Regions from separate parts of the Homo sapiens genome. Here region 1 is linked to region 2. The links are chromatin contacts, found by Hi-C in ENCODE. All regions are on one chromosome and are shown on one strand. The core of a region is the stretch at or near the end of the contact, and the rest is flanking DNA. Distances in the headings are between cores, read along the strand shown. Region 1 holds the start of EPB41L1 (erythrocyte membrane protein band 4.1 like 1). Region 2 holds the start of SPAG4 (sperm associated antigen 4).

What was found. A loop is a pair of places that touch in the nucleus more often than their neighbours do. Pooled maps may share reads with other maps.
Region 1: a loop to region 2 is called in a pooled map, with 2.9 times the contacts of the local background. The contact joins the promoter of EPB41L1 here to the promoter of SPAG4 in region 2. A Hi-C loop is called at or near these places in 4 of 37 single-sample maps with no recorded cell type and 7 of 50 pooled maps.

The regions. Positions count from the first base shown.
Region 1 is chr20:36,153,429-36,156,128 of GRCh38, forward strand. It overlaps EPB41L1 (erythrocyte membrane protein band 4.1 like 1), which reads left to right and starts at 1,312. Exons shown (of 22, transcript NM_012156.2): 1 at 1,312-1,468. EPB41L1-AS1 (EPB41L1 antisense RNA 1) reads right to left here and starts at 2,332. Exons shown (of 4, transcript NR_147703.1): 1 at 2,168-2,332; 2 at 1,635-1,826. It overlaps LOC124904893 (a long non-coding RNA gene), which reads right to left and starts at 1,018. Exons shown (of 2, transcript XR_007067572.1): 1 at 469-1,018. RefSeq lists a silencer at 1,051-1,250.
Region 2 is chr20:35,614,397-35,617,096 of GRCh38, forward strand. It overlaps SPAG4 (sperm associated antigen 4), which reads left to right and starts at 1,433. Exons shown (of 12, transcript NM_003116.3): 1 at 1,433-1,911. The coding sequence starts at 1,608. RefSeq lists a silencer at 1,479-2,208 and an enhancer at 2,639-2,700.

The DNA of each region.
Region 1 (2,700 bases), core at 62-2,561, 540 kb after region 2:
TCCCAGGGCAGTGGATTCTGTGGTAAGAACTATGGCCAGCACATGGTAGGTACTTAGGAATGATGTGAAGAATGAATGAATAGTTGTGTATGCCTGGAGGTGAGGGTGGTGACTGGGGGTTCGCGGTCATATGGGTTGCAGTGGACCCATGGACAGAAATCTTTGGAGATCATGCTGCGGTTACCCACCATTCTCTCTATGCCTTCGCCATGAACTAGGGACCCTAGAGATAGGAACGTCCAGCCCTTTCGTCATTTGCAAATGAGGCCCAGAGCATGGAACAACTTGCCCAAGGGTACTTGCTGAGCCAGTGGCAGACCTGGACTGGAACCCAGGCCCTCTCCCTCCCAGAGTCCTCTGTGGCTTGAGGTCCCCACCTTCGGATTGTGTGAGATGGAGGTGCTGCAGTGGTTGGACTGGTTTTTTTAGTGGGTAACAGTGCTCCTGGAGGGGAGGAGCATGGCTTACCTTGGTTTTGAGCCATGATCTCTGCCACAAGCTGCTTGGCCAGCCCCTGCCCTTTCCTGGAGCTCAGGTGCACACTCAGCCTGTGCTCAGACACATACAGCAAGTGCGCCTGTACACAGGCCCCATCCCCAATAGGTCCCTGGGCTCTCACTGTTACACTTACTGTCATTGTCACCAAGGCGCATGTGGACAAATGTACACATAGACACCCTCTGGACACACTCAGAGGCACAGAGGATTCCCAGGAGACAGTTGTAATACCTCCTCCCGGTGGGGGAGGACGCCGAGTCCTAGGCGGGTTCTGCCCTGTCGCTGTGCTGCAGGGGTGGTGAGGGGATCCGGCTCCGGTGGGATGGGAGGCCCACTGAGGCTGAGTCACCCCTTCTGAGTCAGGCATGCATCCCCCTCTTCTCTCCTCCCCCTCCCTTTCTCGCTGATGAGCCCCCAAGAGGGCTTGGCGAGAGCAAGGAGGCCCGGGGCTGGCTAGGACCAGGGTGGGGGCAGCCGGGGCGCTCGAGAGGCCCCCCAGCTGCACAGTCCCGCAGTGGTCTGGGAACTGCCCGTGTGGCACGGACCGGGAGGAGGTGGCCTGGGAGCCTGAGAGAGAGGGCGGGGCGCGGGGGGAGGTGGGTGGTAGAGGAGACAGGCAGAGAGGAGGCGGAGGCAGGGGCAGGGCCGCGGCGCGCTGGGAGGCAGGCGCAAGCGGCGGCCGCCCCTGGGCTGGGCTCCGAGGCCGGGGCGGGGGCGGGGGCTGGCCGCGCGTCGGGCGCCAGGCCCGGGGCTGTGGGCACCGTGCCCAGCCCCTGGCGCACGCCGAGCCGCCGCCGCCGCCGCCGCTGCTGCAGTCGGCATCCATCAGCGGGCGGGGGTGTCGCCGAACAGGCTGCTCCGCAGAGCCCGCCGCGACCCCGCGCCGCCCCGCCCCGCGGCCTGCCTGCCAGAGGAGCCGAGGGGGCCGCCCCTCGCCCAACCTGCCCGACATGGGGAACCCCGGGCCCAGGTAGGCACATGGGGGAATCAGGTGGCTCTCGGGGCCGGGGGCTTGCAACATCTAGGCCCAGCCTCCAGCCCTGGGGAGGAACGGGGGCGAGGCCGAGAACTGAGTTTTCAGGCTGTTGGTCCCCTGGCCAGTGTGGGGGAGGGTCTCGCTGTTCCTCCCTACCTACCGGTCTGCAGCCTCCTCCAAGGCCTGGAGAGAGGATCCGGAGGCTGGGGGTTGGCGGGGGGTTGGTCCTGCTGTAGGATGAGCGGTGGGTGGGCGCTGGGCTCCCACCGGCTGGCCCAGTCTCTTTTCGGAGAGCACTCCTGCTGCCGCCTCCAGAGGCCAAGGGCTCTTTGGATTTCTGCTGCTTCTGACGCTGCAGGAGGAGTTCTTGGCTGGAGCCTGGGATGCTGGCGAGCCCTTGCCCTCATCTCTCCTCACTCTGGTTACGGACCCTTCCCCGCTCTGGGCTTGCCTCCCCTTCCGTCTCCCTTCCAAGTACCTCAGAGCTGCTAGGAGGGATCTTAGCCCTAGGACTTCTGCAGTTCTGGCCTGGCATTGTCCTGGCCAGTGACCGTCCCCTGATCAGAGGGAGAGGGCTTGTGTGTCCCACTTGTGTCTGGCACCTTCACACTTGGGGAGGTCCAAGGGCCCGAGAGGCTGGGGTCTCAGGGATGGGCATGGGGGGCCAATGTCTACAGCCATTGGGGTACTTACTGGGTGCAGAGGCCACTGACTGGCAGACGTATATGGCTCAAAGTGGTCCATGGAGACCTTGAAGTCTGGACAAGGACCAAAAGGGAGTTCTGGGGATGCTGGTCTCTCCCTCAGCTGCCAGCCATCGTCGTTGCTTTTCCCTCGGAGCTCTGAGGATGCATTGGTGGGGGAGAGAGCACCACGTGTTCCCACATTCACTTCTGGATCCGCATAGCACCTCCTCTGCACCCAAAGGTGGGAATGTGAGACGGCCAGATTTAGGACCTCTCCAGGGCTGTGCGGGGTCCAGCGGCTTGGCTTCATTCCCACCCCATCCCCCCACCCTCAGCATTAGGAGCCTTCCAGAATCAGTGGCACTTGAGCCAGGTCAAGATCTGGGGCCTGGATGGTGCCCTCCGCAGCTCTTGGAAGACAGTGCCTCCTGTCCCGGGCAAGGGTGTGGAGAATAGAGGCAGCTGTGTGCCTCTCTGCCCACCCATTCCTCCAGATGGAGCCTGCGGCAGAGGCAGCCTGTGCCAGCCTCCCCTATGAGC
Region 2 (2,700 bases), core at 183-2,682:
GGCTCACATCTGTAATCCCAGCACTTTGGGAGGCAGAAGTGGGTGGATCACTCAAGCTCAGGAGTTGAAGACCAGCCTGGGCAACATAGCGAGACCCCATCTCTACAAAAAATACAAAAATTAGCTGGGTGTGGTGGCGCAAGCCTGTAGTCCCAGCTACTCGGGAGGCTGAGGCGGGAGGATTGCTTGAGGCCGGGAGATGGAGGTTGCAGTGAGCTGAGATCATGCCACTGCACTCCAGCCTGGGCAACAGAGCGAGACTCCATCTCAAAGAAAGAGAGAAATGAAATATATAGCATGTTAGTGACACGTGCTGAGGAGAAAAACAAAACAGGGAAGGGGGATAGAAACTGGTATTTGCTAAGTGCAATTTTAGATGGGGTTTTCTAGGAAGTGCTGTGACGTCATCACTTGCTTTAAAAGAGGCCAGGCGCAGTAGCTGACTCCTGTAATCCCAGCACTTTGGGAGCCCCAGGCAGGCGGATAACCTGAGGTCAGGAGTTCACGACCAGCCTGGCCAACATGGTAAAACCCCGTCTCTACAAAAATACAAAAATTAGCCAGGCATGATGGCGGGTGTCTGTAATCCCAACTACTCGGGAGGCTGAGGCAGGAGAATCGCTTGAACCCGGGAGGCGGAGGTTGCACTGAGCCGAGATTGCACTACTGCCCTCCAGCCTGGGCGACACAGCAGGACTCTGTCTCAAAAAATAAAAATAAAATAAAAATAAAAATGCTGGGCGCAGTGGCTCATGCCTGTAATCCCAGCACTTTAGGAGGCCGGGGCGGGTGGATCACCTGAGATCGGGAGTTCAAGACCAGCCTGACTAACATGGAGAAACCCCGTCTCTACTAAAAATACAAAATTAGCCAGGCATGGTGGTGCATGTCTGTAATCCCAGCCACTCAGGAGGCTGAGGCGGGAGAATCGCTTGAACCCGGGAGGCGGAGGTTGCAGTGGACCAAGATCGCGCCATTGCACTCCAGCCTGGGCAACAGAATGAGACTCCATCTCAAAAAAAAAAAAAAAAGAAAGAAAGAAAGAAAGAAAGAAAGAAAGAAAGAAAGAAAGAAAGAAAGAAAGAAAGAAAGAAAAAAACTGTTATAGACTGAGTGCCATTTTAGATGGGGTTTTCTGGGAAGTGCTGTGACATCATCGCTTGCTGTAAAAGAGGCCGGGCGCGGTGGCTGACGCCTGTACTCCCAGCGCTTTGGGAGGCCGAGGCGGGAGGATCGCTTGAGCCTAGGAGTTCGAAGTTACAATGAGCTATGATCAGGCCACTGCACTCCAGCCTGGGCAATGAGAAAGACCCTGTCTCTTAAACAACAACAAAGTCAGAAGGAGAGGCTGCCATGGCTACGGCTCCAGGTGACGTCACGGCCAGCTCCGTGACGCGCGGCCAGGGCAGCCCGCGGAGACCGAGGCTCCTCTGTGACGTCAGCAGCCGGCCGGGACACAGCGGGAGGGCAGGTGCGGCCGCGGGGCCTGCCGACTTCACGCAGGGTCCGTGGGGTCCCCGCGGCGCGCAGCGGCTGAAGGAGGCCCCAGGGCCTTGGCGACCGCAGCGGCGGCTTTAGCGTCAGTGACTAGGCAGCAGGGGGTCAGGATGCGGCGAAGCTCCCGCCCGGGCTCGGCCTCGTCCTCGCGCAAGCACACGCCCAACTTTTTCAGCGAGAACAGCTCAATGAGCATCACCTCGGAGGACAGCAAAGGGCTCCGGTCAGCGGAGCCCGGGCCTGGGGAGCCCGAGGGCAGAAGAGCCCGGGGCCCGAGCTGCGGTGAGCCCGCCTTGAGCGCGGGAGTGCCCGGAGGAACCACATGGGCAGGAAGCTCTCAGCAGAAGCCAGCGCCTCGGAGCCACAACTGGCAGACAGCCTGTGGCGCGGCAACCGTGAGGGGCGGGGCCTCGGGTGCGGGCGGGGTCGACCCCGGGTGAGCCAGTGGAGGGGGCGGGGCCTAAAGGGCGGTGCTGGGCGGGGACGGGGCTAAGATGATATCTGGGCACCTCCTACAAGGTGGGTCCTGTAGGGTAAAGGGATGGTGCTAAATGAGATCCCTTAAGGGGCGGAGCCTCGGTGTCCTGGACGGTTATGGGAAGGGGCGGGGAAAATCTTGTGGTTGGGTGCCACTGAGGGGGCGCGGCCTCAATGTTAGCGTGAGTGGCTCCCAGGACAATTGGGTTCCACCAAGATCTAAGGCTGGGGGCGGGTCATCCGTTTGGGGGAGGGACCAACTCTTTTTTTTTTTTTTTTGCAACGGAGTTTCGCTCCTGTTGCCCATGCCATGCAATGGCATGATCTCGGCTCACCGCAACCTCCGCCTCCCGGGTTCAAACGATTCTCCCGCCTCAGCCTCCCGAGTAGCTGGGATTACAGGCGTGCGCCACCATGCCCGGCCAATTTTTGTGTTTTTAGTAGAGACGGGGTTTCTCCGTGTTAATCAGGCTGGCCTCGAACTCCCGACCTCAGGTGATCCGCCCGCCTCGGCCTCCCAAATCGCTGGGATTACAGGCGTGAGCCACCGCGCCCGGCCAGGAGACCAACTCTTGACGGAGCCTCCCTGAGGGGCGGGGCTTCAGAGGGCGGAGCTGGAGCCGGGATAGGGCTGCGGTGGGACCAAAGCCTGTGAGAGACTTCCCAGCTGTCTGGCTTGTGGACTGAGCAATCTGCGGCCCGGTCTCGAGGGGAAAATAGGTCTGT